Regions from separate parts of the Homo sapiens genome. Here all the other regions are linked to region 2. The links are chromatin contacts, found by Hi-C or POLR2A ChIA-PET in ENCODE. All regions are on one chromosome and are shown on one strand. Each heading gives the region's core, a stretch centred on a gene start or an enhancer-like site at or near the end of the contact. The rest is flanking DNA. Distances are from core to core; before and after follow the strand shown.

The links. A loop is a pair of places that touch in the nucleus more often than their neighbours do. ChIA-PET counts read pairs that join two places held with the same protein, here RNA polymerase II (POLR2A). Pooled maps may share reads with other maps.
Region 1: a loop to region 2 is called in a pooled map, with 2.2 times the contacts of the local background. The contact joins the enhancer-like site here to the promoter of GPC1 in region 2. A Hi-C loop is called at or near these places in 2 of 50 pooled maps. POLR2A ChIA-PET finds 5 or more read pairs at or near these places in 2 of 52 experiments (WTC11 and activated CD4-positive, alpha-beta T cell).
Region 3: a pooled map shows a loop between it and region 2 (18-fold over the local background). The contact joins the promoter of ING5 here to the promoter of GPC1 in region 2. A Hi-C loop is called at or near these places in 4 of 50 pooled maps.
Region 4: a map of ascending aorta shows a loop between it and region 2 (5-fold over the local background). The contact joins the promoter of HDAC4-AS1 here to the promoter of GPC1 in region 2. A Hi-C loop is called at or near these places in 1 of 168 maps with a recorded cell type or tissue (ascending aorta), 2 of 37 single-sample maps with no recorded cell type and 14 of 50 pooled maps.

What each region holds. Positions count from the first base shown.
Region 1 is chr2:239,317,791-239,320,878 of GRCh38, reverse strand. All of the region lies in intron 2 of HDAC4 (histone deacetylase 4), which reads left to right. Among named protein-coding and RNA genes, the nearest start is that of MIR4269, 14 kb to the right of the region's middle. Within about 2 kb of position 1,583, at least 28 of the 41 ENCODE cell types and tissues checked have a DNase peak (open chromatin) inside an H3K27ac peak, as active enhancers do.
Region 2 is chr2:240,434,155-240,437,221 of GRCh38, reverse strand. It overlaps GPC1 (glypican 1), which reads right to left and starts at 1,559. Exons shown (of 9, transcript NM_002081.3): 1 at 1,138-1,559. The coding sequence starts at 1,303. RefSeq lists enhancers at 1-186, 1,920-2,496, 2,896-3,067 and silencers at 1,311-1,370, 1,431-2,090.
Region 3 is chr2:241,700,276-241,703,470 of GRCh38, reverse strand. It overlaps ING5 (inhibitor of growth family member 5), which reads right to left and starts at 1,432. Exons shown (of 8, transcript NM_032329.6): 1 at 1,369-1,432. The coding sequence starts at 1,405. RefSeq lists enhancers at 314-943, 1,182-2,014 and silencers at 669-1,228, 1,413-1,576, 1,319-2,138.
Region 4 is chr2:239,399,933-239,402,854 of GRCh38, reverse strand. It overlaps HDAC4-AS1 (HDAC4 antisense RNA 1), which reads right to left and starts at 1,419. Exons shown (of 2, transcript NR_135575.1): 1 at 1,319-1,419; 2 at 498-780. It overlaps HDAC4 (histone deacetylase 4), which reads left to right and starts at 1,835. Exons shown (of 27, transcript NM_001378414.1): 1 at 1,835-1,877. RefSeq lists an enhancer at 627-756 and silencers at 887-1,156, 1,427-1,546, 1,567-2,006, 2,017-2,186.

The DNA.
Region 1 (3,088 bases), core at 334-2,833, 1.1 Mb after region 2:
TGGAGAGAATATGTAGTTCTTACAAGTTGGGGATCATTTGAAAGCAAAAATGAATCTTTTTCATGGTTGGAAAACTCTAGAGGCCTTGTCTTAACAAGAGCTGTGTTCTGAGGTTGACCTTACGGTAGCACATGTGTTCAGTATGGCTTGAGATGTCAGCAGTTTCATTAAGATGGGAAGAACCAAAATAAATTCACATAAAAAGACTCAAAAAGATTCAGAAAATTTTATAGATTATCAGAAACCCACTAGAATCATGGATTTTGTATTTGCCAATAATTAATAGCTAGAAAAGTTCAACAGCAAAATAGTTTTGATTAAAATACATATTTTTACATAACAGAAGAGTCCTACCAATTTCCTTATTTCCATATTTGGCAAATTTAGATTTACCTATGTCATTTGTCACTGGTGGAGATCAGCATTCCATTCTCTATAATTCCTTCTAAATTTTTTTGTTTGTTTGATTTATCACTTTTTTTTTTTTTTTTTTTTTGAGATGAAGTCTCACTCTTGTTCCCCAGGCTGGAGTGCAATGGTGCGATCTCGACTCACTGCACCCTCCGCCTCCCAGGTTCAAGCAATTCTCCTGCCTCACCCTCCCGAGTAGCTGGGATTACAGGCGCCTCCCACCACGCCAGCTAACTTTTGTATTTTAAGTAGAGACGGGGTTTCACCATGTTGGCCAGGCTGGTCTTGAACTTCTGACCTCAGGTGATCCGCCTGCTTCGGCCTCCCAAAGTGCTGGGATTACAGGTGATTTATCACTTTCTCAGCCCGCTTAGTCATTCTGTTTTTATCCCCTCCACACGCATTTATTTTAAATTTTAATTATAAATCTCTAATTAAAGAATTAAACAATTCATAGACATTATCTGCATCATTTAAAGCAATACAATAGCAGTGACCGTGTGCTCTGTGAGACAGAGACCACTACAAGGACATTTACATGTTTGCTTTTCATTCTGCTGTTTCCAAAAAAAAGTTTTATCATACATGCACATGTTCCTAAACAATATGATTTTAGTTTTATGTTTTTGAACTTCATGTAAATAGAATTATACTATACGTTTTCTATTTCGTGGGTTCTTTTTCAGGCAGGACTGTTTTTGAGAACCAGGTTTCTGCCTGTAGCTGTCGGTGACTGGTGTTCATTAGTGTCTTGCATTCAATTTTGTGAATTTTCACAACTTTGATTCATGTTCAGATGTGGCTGCTCTCAAACATGATGTTGTGGACATTCTTTTGTGTGTTTTCTGACACACGCAAACTTGGGTCTTTGCCAGGTTCCTGCCTGGGAATGGGAGTGCCGGGTCACGGGTAAGCTACTTTTAACTCTGCGTGACCTCCAGCACGGCCACACCGTCTTAGACCTAGTGCCAGTGTCTTCAGGCTGACCAGGGCGCCTTGCTCGGTCCCGGGAGGTGGCCCTCGCCTGGCCTGTGCCTGACCGCCAGCCTGCTGTGGCTGTCAGTGTCTTCTGACATGGGTCACCCATTTTTATGTTTGTTGTTGGTTTCGTTTTCTTAATCATTTGCAGAATTGAAATATCTGGGTGTGTGTGGCTTCCTTCCAGCAGCTAACGGGAGGCTGCGGCCGTGTGCTGCCTTCATTGTCACAGCTTCCTATGGCCACTGCTCCTTAAAGTTTCCTATATGTGGATATTACTTGCTTGCTGTTTCTTGTTGAATATCAGATATTCTGGTTTTTTGCTCTTACTTTTCTTCTGGAAGTAATATCCTTTGGAAGTAATATCCTTTAGAAATTCCTGCAGAAGTTCCGTTTTTTGTTCGTCTGAGAGTTGCCTCCTTTTCCTTCATTGTTGAATGATCCCTCACAGAAGACAGTGCTGGGGAGGCAGCTGCTCTTCCCCAGGGCTCTGAGGATGTGATTGGTTCACTCAGTTCCACTGGGGCTGTTCCGTTCCTTGGCAGGAATCCGTTGTGTCTCTCTAGGTGTTTTGTAGTCTTAGTGTTCTACATTTTTGTAAGCGTTTTCACTTACCCCTGTTGATATTTTTTTGGACTTCCTGAATCTGAAGATTAGTGTCTTCCAATAATAATGGGGAATTTTATTCCTTAACTTTTTTCTTTTTAACTTTTAATTTTGCTGTAATTTCAAACTTACAGAAAATCAGCAAAAAATAGTCCAAAGAATTACTGTTTATTGATATGCATCCTTTTTTTTTTTTTCAGAATCGTTTGAAAGTTAGTGTTAGATGTGATGCCTTCCCCCAACTAATAATCCAGGCCATGTTGCCTCAGATAAGCGTGGTCACTCTTCAACTACGGTCAGTGAGTAGAGTTGGAAAATAACAGCGAGCAGGCATTGTTCTCTCATCTGTAGGCCTTGTTTATGTTTCGCTGATAGTCTAGTGATGTCTCGTTATCAACAGCAGATGACAGGCCCTGCAGGGCCTTCAATTCTCACGTCCTCCCCAGTCCCCTTTGCTCCGGGACAGTCTCCTCGTCATTTTTATGTTTCGTGACATTCACATTTTGGAAGCGTAGGGGCAGCTATTTTGTAAAATGTTTTTCAGCTTGGGATTTCGGCATGTTTCCTCGTGATTGGATTCCAGTGATGCCGCTGGGCTTGGCGGCCACCGCAGTATTTCGTTGCTGCTGATGCTGCCCGGAAGCTCTCAGTGAAGGTGATGCTGGCGGGTGTTTCCACTGTGAAGTTACATTGTTTCCTGCATAATTAGCAGGTATCTGGTAGGGAGATAATCTGGGACTGTGCAGACAGCCTGCTACTCCCCGAGCACTGACCCACAAGTCTCAGCATCATTGATGGTTCTTTGTCGGAGTCTGTTGTTGTCGTGGTGGTGGCTACTGGTCATCTAGTGTCACCGTTCTTGCTACATTCAGGACGGGAAGCCCTCATTAACCTCAGGAGGTTCTTGGAAACTGACTTTTAAGTGAAATGGTCATCTAGTGTCACCGTTCTTGCTACATTCAGGACGGGAAGCCCTCATTAACCTCAGGAGGTTCTTGGAAACTGACTTTTAAGTGAAATAATACAGAATAAAACCAAGGTTATTTTTCTCACCAGTGCACCAGTGTTATAGTCAAACGACTGGCATTGCTTG
Region 2 (3,067 bases), core at 310-2,809:
CCAGATGCACGGATCCTTCTTGCTCAGAATCCCCAGGACCATGGGCATTTCTGCGCTGAGTCCCCATCTGAGTAGCCCTCCACCCGCACTCCCACTCCCCTGGTTTCAGAGGAGCCCCCCAGAGCAGGAACCTAGTCTGTTTTGTTCTTGCCCACTGGGTCCCTGGCACGCGGTACAGACCGAGGTTGGTTCCCACACGTGGAAAGGTGAAGCTTGGGTTCCAAGAGTTCCTTAGCACACGGAGCCCACCGTTCCACCCACCCGTACACTTCTGTCCCCAAAGCTCCTCCGGGACCACAGGGAGGGAAGAGGCAGAGCCGCAGGCGGCTGCAGGGCTTAGGGGGCGCCAAGAGGGCCGCTGTTCTTACAAAGAAATGACACGGCCCCTGGGCGGGATCCAACGCGCCGACCACCTGCAGCTGGACTCGCGGCACGAGGCTGCCCAAGCGCCAGGCGGGGGCCGGCGCGTACAAGTTCTTCGACAGGAATCTCTACGAGGCGGCGGCGTTCCGCCCGCGGATAAGTGCCCAGCTCCCTCCCCACCCCTCCGCACTACCCCCCGAGGGGGTCAGCTTATAAAACCCACCTAGGCTGCCTTTGCTGGAGACCCTACGAGAATCCCCGGGCAGGACCGGAGACGCCTCCCAGAGAGGTCTGTACAGAGCAGAAGGGGTCCGCGGCCACCGTCAGCGGCGCCCCGAAAGCCCGGCCACGCCGAGCCCCACAGCGCCCCGACAGCCGGCCCCGGGGCTGGGACTCCCGGCCTGCAGGCGCGCTGGGCCGAGCGGCGGGCAGAAGACGCCCAGCTCCAGCCGTGGCCCGGGAGGAGCGCCCCGAGCCCGCAGCCCGGCGAGATCAGCTCCGCAGGGAAGAAGCCGGCGTGCGGGGGGCGGGGAGGGGCGGAGGACGACCGAGCGGGGCGGAGGAGACCCTGGCGAGGGAGTGCGGCGCGGGGCTTGGAGGCGAGGGCCGTGGGGTTGCAGAGGAGCCGCAGCGCAGGGAGCCATTCGGGGCCCGGGCGGCGGGGCGCAGGCGGCAGGATCCCGCGCCGGGGGCGAGTAGCCGCGTCGGGAAGACCAGGGTCCGGAGCCCAAAGCCCGGCCAGGCCCGGGTTCCCGGCGCCGCGCCCTCACTCACCCGAGATCTCCGCCTGGGGCACGTCGCTCAGGCTGAAGCCCTTGGCTCCGTAGATCTGGCGGACCTCGCCGCAGCTCCGGCTCTTGCTGGCCGGGTCCCCGCGGGCGCAGGCGACCAGCGCTGCGGCCGCACATAGCAGCCACCAGCCTCGGGCCCGGAGCTCCATGGCGGGGCCGGCGGCGCCCCCGGCCACCCGCCCGCGCCTCTCTCGGATCCTGGCCGGGTCCTGCGCAGTTCCCGCCCGCGAAGGGCAGAGCCAAGGTCCCGGCGCGCGCGGCTCGCGGTCCAGAGGCGGCGGCGGCCGAGGAGGCGGAGACAACAAAAGCCGGCGGCGGCGGCGGCGCGGGGCGCGCGGGGTGCGAGGTCCGAACGCTCGCTCGGGCAGCCCAGAGCGCGGCGGGCTAGCGCAGTCCCGGCTCGGCGCCTCCCCCGCCGCCGGCCCGGCCCCTAGGCGGCCGCGGGAGAGGAGAGGGGCGGGGCAGGGTGGGAGCGCAGGGGTGGGGGAGGGACTGGGAGCACCGGGCGGGGCGGGGCGGGGCGCGGCGCGGGGGCGCGGGCCGGGGCGCACTGGGCGCTCCTCTGGCTCTTAGGGACCCAGAGGGCCCGCCTGGCCGCGCGACTCTATCGATCCCCGGCGGGAGGCGGCGGAGCCGGGCAGCGCGGGGCCGCGGCCGGGGTCCCCGAGGGCGGCCCCCCACGCCCAGCGCCCAGGGCGGTGGCACCACCTGTGGGGGCGGGGACGGGGGCGGAGGGTGCGCGAGGCAGGGCTTCCCCCGCCGGACGTGACATCACGCCTCCCGCGCCCCAATCAGGGGCCTCCCCGCCCCCAGCCGAAATCGGCATCCCGCTCCCCGCTCCCTCCCGCGCGCTCCGGCTTCCTGCACCCTGGCAGCGCGCCCCGAGAACGCTCTCCCGGCGCCTCCGTACCCTCCGCCCGCCGGCCGCGCCTCGAGCCGCCGCCCCTCTCCCCGCCTGCACCCCGCAGCGGCTCCCTCCCCGCGCCCTTCCAGCCGTCTCGCGCTGGGCTCCGGCTCGCACCGGGGGCTTTTGTGGTGTGGGGGCTGCACGCAGGAAACTCGCCAAGAAACTCGACCTCACCTCTCCCAGTCCCAGGGAGCGGCAACAGATGGCTTAATTGTTGGACCTTGACAGCTGTTTTGGGGGGGTGACCCTCCACGTTCTTTGGATGCTGGAGAAACCAAAGTGATGGGGCAGGGCCGGTCTACTGGTTTGGGCTGCTGGGTGGGGCCAGATGACCTCTGGAGAAGGGATAGGGTTGGAACCCGGCGACTAGTTAGGCCACTGGGGGAGGAGGGTGGAGTGAGCCGGAGCAGATGCCTCTTTGAAGAAGGCGGGAGGGCTGCCTGCACCTTGTATGGTAGGAGGGCGCGTGGCTTTAGCTGCACATGGGGAGTTGGGCTGGATGGGGTCTGTAGGGAGGGGGCGAGGACTGCGATGTTGGTGTCTGGAGGGCTTCACTCCTTCCTTGGCTCCCAGACCCCCCACCCCGGCCCCCTGTTCTCCACATGGTAAGGCCTGGCGGTGAAGCCAGGTGCCTGAGCTGCAGAATTGGGGGCAGGCATAGAGGTCAGTATCCTTGGCAGAGAACCTCAAGATGACCCCCATGTACAGCAAGGGTGTCCTGATTTCAGGGCCTGTGGCATCACCTGGAAGCTGCAGCGGGGTCCGTGGTGGGGGTGGTGGCAACATTCCCTACCCCTTCTGTGCCTGGGGCTCTCAGCCGCTGTGTGGGGCTGGAGCAGGAAGGTGGGGTGCCCTCCCCCTGGGCTCTTGGGGTTTCCTGCCCTGCCTCCCAGAGAAGGTTGCTCCTTCACCCAGAGACACTGAGTCATTGCTGGAGAGGGAGGCTTTGGGGACCCAATCCAAGTGTGCATTTCCCTGCCCTCCCCCACATACCCTCTGCTGCGTC
Region 3 (3,195 bases), core at 183-2,682, 1.3 Mb before region 2:
CAGTCTGCCAGGAGGACCCCCGTGCTGCTTTCGCGTCTGCTTTGTTACCCCCTAGACCAGGCCAACCTCCGCCCCCTGCACAGCTGACACAGGCTCCTAAGGGGGGCTGCCTCCTCCAGTCTTGGCCACCCTCCCATCTGCTGTTCACAGTTACCAGGCAATCATTTTAAACCTAACTCTATCTTATGCATCTGATGCTTCCAGCCCCAGTGTTTTCCCAGCTCCCCTAGAGGACAGAGGCACAGCCTCCCGGCTGGCACAGCCTCCCAGACACACACAAAGTCAACCCTCCTTGGGAGGCCAGCCCACTGGCTGGGCACCAGGATAGAGAAGGCCTCCCCTCCAGCGTGCTCCCCAGCTTGACTCTTCTACCCAGGGAACCCCCCACTACTCAGACCCCCAAGAGACAGCGGAGCACATGGGCAGAATCGGGCGTCCCTCTAGGGCAGCGGTCTCCAGCTCCAGGCCACGGCTCACTCGCCACTGTCTCAGCCCCTGGGCGGGTGCCAGGCCGAAGACCATGAGGATCCCCAGTGCAGCGCCCCCACAAGGGCCCTCCAGAGCCACCCGGCACAACCCCAAACACCGCGACCCCAAAGCTGTGCCCATCCCGGGCCGACGTCAGGGGTCCCGCGTGGGGTCTGCCCCTCTACGAGCGGGAGACCCTGAGCAGGCTGCTCGGCAGCGCTGGACCTTCCCTGGTGTGTAAAGTGAGGGAAAGCACCGTCCGCTCAGCCGCTGGGGGCGCCGACCTGCTGCCACCTGGAAACAGCACAGCCCGCCCACCAGGGCCGACTCGGCACCGCCCTCCCCGCCTCCGCGCCGCAGTCCCCAGTGCCGGGGAGAGACGCCCCGCGGCCCGCACGCCCTCCCCAGCCGCGGTCACACAAGAGGCCGGCGCACACGGGCGCACAGCCAGGCGGAGGCCCAGACCCCGGAGCCCCCAAGGCCCGGAGCCCCGCAGCGGGCGCCAGCTCCTCCTGCAGACGGGACAGGGACGGGCGGGACCTGGCGGGGCCGGGGCCGGAGCTGGGGGCGGAGATGAGGCGGGGCCTGGGTAGGGGCGGGACCTAATATGTGGGCGGGGTCGAGGCCGCAAGCCCCGCCCAGCATCGCCAGGCCCCGCCCCGCCGTGACGCACCTGGAATTGGCGCGACCCAGCCGGCGGGACCCCCCGCGCCCGCCCCCCGCGCCCTCCCCTCCCTTGCGGCCCTGCCCCGCCCCGTCCGCGCGCCCCCCGTCGCGCCCGGCCGCGCCCGCCGCCCTCCCGAGCCCACGGGGTCTGCATGCGGTGCCCGGCGCGCGGGGGGCTGCGGCACGGAGGACTCCGCGTGGGCGGCGGGCGCGGGGCCCGTGGGGCGCGCTTACTGTCCAGATAGTGCTCCAAGTACATGGCGGTCGCCATCTTCGTCCGCGGCCGCGCTCGGGGTCTGCGCGGGCGGGCGGTGCCGCGGGAGGCGGGGGCGGGGCGGTGCCAGCGCGCTCACTATTCATGAGTCGCGCGCGCTGATTGGTCGCGCCCGGGGGCGGGGTCGGACACGCCTTTCAGCTTCCGGCGGGCGGCGGGCTGCGGGGCCCGGGCGGAGGTTGTGGCAGCGGCGTCGGGCAGCGAGCAGGACCCAGGGCCGCAGCGGATCGGAGGCCGAGGAGGAGCAGGGGTTCCCGGCCCCACCGCCCGGCGTGCGGCCCAGGGCACCCAGGTGGGCGTCTCCCCTCCGCACCTGTCAGCGACCCCTGGGCCACCAAACGCAAACACGTGGTCCCGGGGACCTCACGCCCGTCCTGACGGCGCCCACGCGACCCCTGCTCCCGGCCGGGTCCCGGACAGGCCGCCACGAGGCCCTCCCTTCCCGAAGGCTCCTTGGGACCTGTCTGGCTCAGCGCCTTTCCCCCGGACCCCGAGCCCCCGGGGCCTCAGCCCGGCCTGAGCCGAGGGCCGGCACCGCGTGGCCCGGGCGAGCTGCCCCTCCCTCAGGGCCTGGGCCCTGGCGCCCTTCCCCCGCCAACGCCGCCCCTTCCCTCCGAGGAAAGCGGCCGCCCCGCCCAGCACCAGTGAGGGCACTGGCTCCTTTGCTGCCACCTCTCGAGGCAGGCAGGACCCGCACCATCTGGATGCCTTGGCCGAAAAGGCACGTGCGGCAGTATGATATAGTTAATAAGATGGCGTGCAAAGGTGTGCCGTAAGATGCATGCAAAAATACTGGAGAAGGCCGGCGCGCTGGCGCACGCCTGTAATCCCATCACTTTGGGAGGCCGAGGCGGGCGGATCACTTGAGGGCAGGAATTTGAGACCAGCCTGGCCAACGTGTTGAAACCCCGACTCTACTAAAAATACAAAAAAAAAAAAAAATTAGCCAAGCGTGGTGGCGCACGCCTGTAGTCCCAGCTACTCCGGAGGCTGAGCCCGGGAGGCGGAGGTTGTAGTGAGCTGAGATCGCGTCTGCACTCCAGCCTGGGCGACAGAGCAAGACTCTGTCTTCAAAAAAAAAAAAGAAAATTTTAAGAAAAAAAAAATACTGGAGAAACATAATTAAAATATGTTTCAGACTCGGCACGGTGGCTCACGCCTGTAATCCCAACACTTTGGGAGGCCGAGGCGGGCGGATCACTTGAGGGCAGGAATTTGAGACCAGCCTGGCCAACGTGGCGAAATCATGTCTCTACTAAAAATACAAAAATTACCCGGGCGTGGTGGCGGGCGCCTGTACTCCCAGCTACTCGGAGACTGAGGCAGGAAAATTACTTGAACTTGGGAGAGGGAGGTTGCAGTGAGAAGAGATCATGTAACTGCACTGCAGCTTGGGTGACAAGAGCAAGACTCCGTCTCAAAATAATAATAATACAAAAACTAGCCGGGCATGGTGGCAAGTACCTGTAATCCCAGATACTCGGGAGGCTGAAACAGGAGAATCGCTTGAGCTTGGGAGGCGGAGGTTGCAGTGAGCCGAGATTGCACCACTGCACTCCAGCCTGGCCAGCAGAGCAAGATTCCATCTCAAAAATAAAATAAAATAGGGCAGGCGCGGTGGCTCACTCCTGTAATTCCAGCACTTTGGGAGGCCAAGGCGGGAGGATCACGAGGTCAGGAGATTGAGACCATCCTGCCTAACACGGTGAAACCCCATCTCTACTAAAACTACAAAAAAATTAGCTGGGCATGGTGGCGGGCGCCTGTAATCCCAGCTACTCGGGCGG
Region 4 (2,922 bases), core at 170-2,669, 1.0 Mb after region 2:
GTGCCTCACTCTGCTGGAGTGCCTCTCAGGACTCCTGTGAGGACTAAATGGCACGCAGCAATGGGGCTACCCATTCCTTCTAATGGAAATCTACTTTTTAAAAATTACCTCTGCAAGCATTAGATCCCAGAGCTCGTTTCACGTGACTTTTTGCGCAGGCACTTCTCTTTGTACGTGAAAAACTAACTTTGGTAGACTTACAGGCAGGTTTTAATATTTTCTCGTGATTGTATGTTTTTGAGAATCCTGTCAAATGATACTGAATCTTATCTAGATGTTAGCTAGCTACAGACCCTGTTTCATTCTACATGAAAATTAGATAGTGCACCGTTTCCATCAGCAGCCAAGTCTCCAAAACCCCGTAATTGCTCTCCTTTTCTTCAGCTGTATCTTGTTTTAAAGTTCTCTAATTCACCATTCCTTTCCTTCTAAGTTTAGCCTAAGCATTTCTTGCAATGACCAAAGTTTTCTAATTATTAATGAGATATTTAAGGAAATGTAAAATTGGCATTTTTATTTTGCTAACTGTATTTTTATCCACATAACTAGTTTCCCCCACCAAGAATCACAGGTCGAGAATGCTGTAAAAACGGATCCTTTCTCAGCTCCTAAAAGGAATGGCCTACAATCGAAGCGAACGCGCATCTCCGCCAGGTCCGCAACCACAGGCCCACGCCGTCGGGCCCCACGAACCGGCGCGCGCTGTCAAAGGCGCTTCCTCCCTGGAACGCGGGATTCCGGGGACAGTGTGTGCACTCAAGTTGAAAAGTTGTCATACTCCTGTTGGAAAGAAACGGAAACATCACCACCAGGAGGGTGGCCACTGAAGACCCTCGCCGACACCTGCTGGCAACCAAAGGCGCTTCCGGGGATCTACGGGCCGACCTGTAACTCAACACAAGCCTCCCAAGCCCTGCGGCCTTAAAACAACGCCCACCCGGGCGGTGCGCCGTTCCCGCCACCTCCACGCCTGCCTGGACCCGGACTCGAGACCCTGGCGGCGGGCCGGGCTCCCTCCGCCTGAGCAGGGACGCGGCGAGCGCATCCCACGACCCTCGGCAGCCGTTGCAGGCCTGGCGGACCTACACCCCACACCCTCACGGCCGCGTTCCCGCCGCGGGGCAGGGCGAGGCCCACGGCGCCTGCGCACTCAGTGACCGGGCCGCCCTGCGCCTCCGTGCGCACGCAGCACCACGTGACCCACTGCCAGTATCCAAGATGGACGCCGCGGCGAGGCCTGGCCGGCTCCCCGCGTTAGCCTGCACCCCATTGTGTGCCCTCTAAGCGCGAATTAGGCTCGCAGACATGCGGTGCTGACCGCTAGGCAGCCATGCGGGCTACCGAGTGCGACCGGACACGGCCGGGGCCCGTGTTTACGGCCACTACTGGCCCCCGGTCCCTGCGCCTCCTCAACCGCGAAGCACCCAGCGGCTGGCGCCTGGAGCGTCTTTTGGTACGCCCCACCCTCTAGAATTGGCAGCTCCAGCAGCCAATGAGGTCCAGGACGCGTGCGGGGAGGCGGGCAGGGGTGGAGCCTCTCTGCCGCTCATAGGGCATCCGGCCCCGCGGTTGAGCAGCCGCTGGGCGAGGGGTGGGAGCAGACGGGCTGTGCGCAGGTTTCAGCGGGCCAATGGAAGGCCGGCCAGGCGCCCGGGGCGGGCGGGCGGGAGGCGGGGCCGAGCCGTAATTGACGAGCTCTTCATTAGAAACCAGGCGGGAGGGCGGGGCCCGCAAGGGGAGGTGACGCAAGGCTGCCGCAGCCAATGGTTGGCGAGCCGCCGGCTGGCTGGGCGGGGCCGGGCCGGCTGACGGGCGTGCGGGGTGGCCTATCGCCGCCTGGCTCGACGCTGGAGTGGGGAGAAGCATCATGGTTCAACGTGGGTCAATTTTTTGTGAATGAGGAGGGGAGGTTGTGGGGCCGCCGCCGCGGAGCACCGTCCCCGCCGCCGCCCGAGCCCGAGCCCGAGCCCGCGCACCCGCCCGCGCCGCCGCCGCCGCCGCCCGAACAGCCTCCCAGCCTGGGCCCCCGGCGGCGCCGTGGCCGCGTCCCGGCTGTCGCCGCCCGAGCCCGAGCCCGCGCGCCGGCGGGTGGCGGCGCAGGCTGAGGAGATGCGGCGCGGAGCGCCGGAGCAGGGCTAGAGCCGGCCGCCGCCGCCCGCCGCGGTAAGCGCAGCCCCGGCCCGGCGCCCGCGGGCCATTGTCCGCCGCCCGCCCCGCGCCCCGCGCAGCCTGCAGGCCTTGGAGCCCGCGGCAGGTGGACGCCGCCGGTCCACACCCGCCCCGCGCGCGGCCGTGGGAGGCGGGGGCCAGCGCTGGCCGCGCGCCGTGGGACCCGCCGGTCCCCAGGGCCGCCCGGCCCCTTCTGGACCTTTCCACCCGCGCCGCGAGGCGGCTTCGCCCGCCGGGGCGGGGGCGCGGGGGTGGGCACGGCAGGCAGCGGCGCCGTCTCCCGGTGCGGGGCCCGCGCCCCCCGAGCAGGTGGGCTCCGGGCCGCCGGGAGTGAGGGCGGGGGCGGGCGGGCGCCGGGGCCGGCCGGGCGCCGTTTATGTAACTTTGTCAAATGCTGTGAGTTTGCAGAAAAACGTCCCTGCCGGGGGTCCGCGGCCCCGCGCTTGTCGTCGCCGCTGCGAGCGCCCGGGGGGTCGCGGGAGGGCGGGGGGCTGCCCGGGACCCGCTCGGCTCAGCCCGCAGGGCGCCAGCAGGCCGAGACGGGGCCCGGTCCCGCTCGGGGGTGGGATCCGCGTTTGCCGGCGTTGCGAAAACACACCACGGAATCATAAGCAAATTATCTCGTATTTACATTGAGCGTTGAATTATTTGACACTGTTATAGGAGGAGACCGTGCGTATCAGTTGGAAAGGCCGGGGGTGGAACCCAGTGTACTCATTTAATGCACATCAAAAATTTGTAATAACTTGAGGC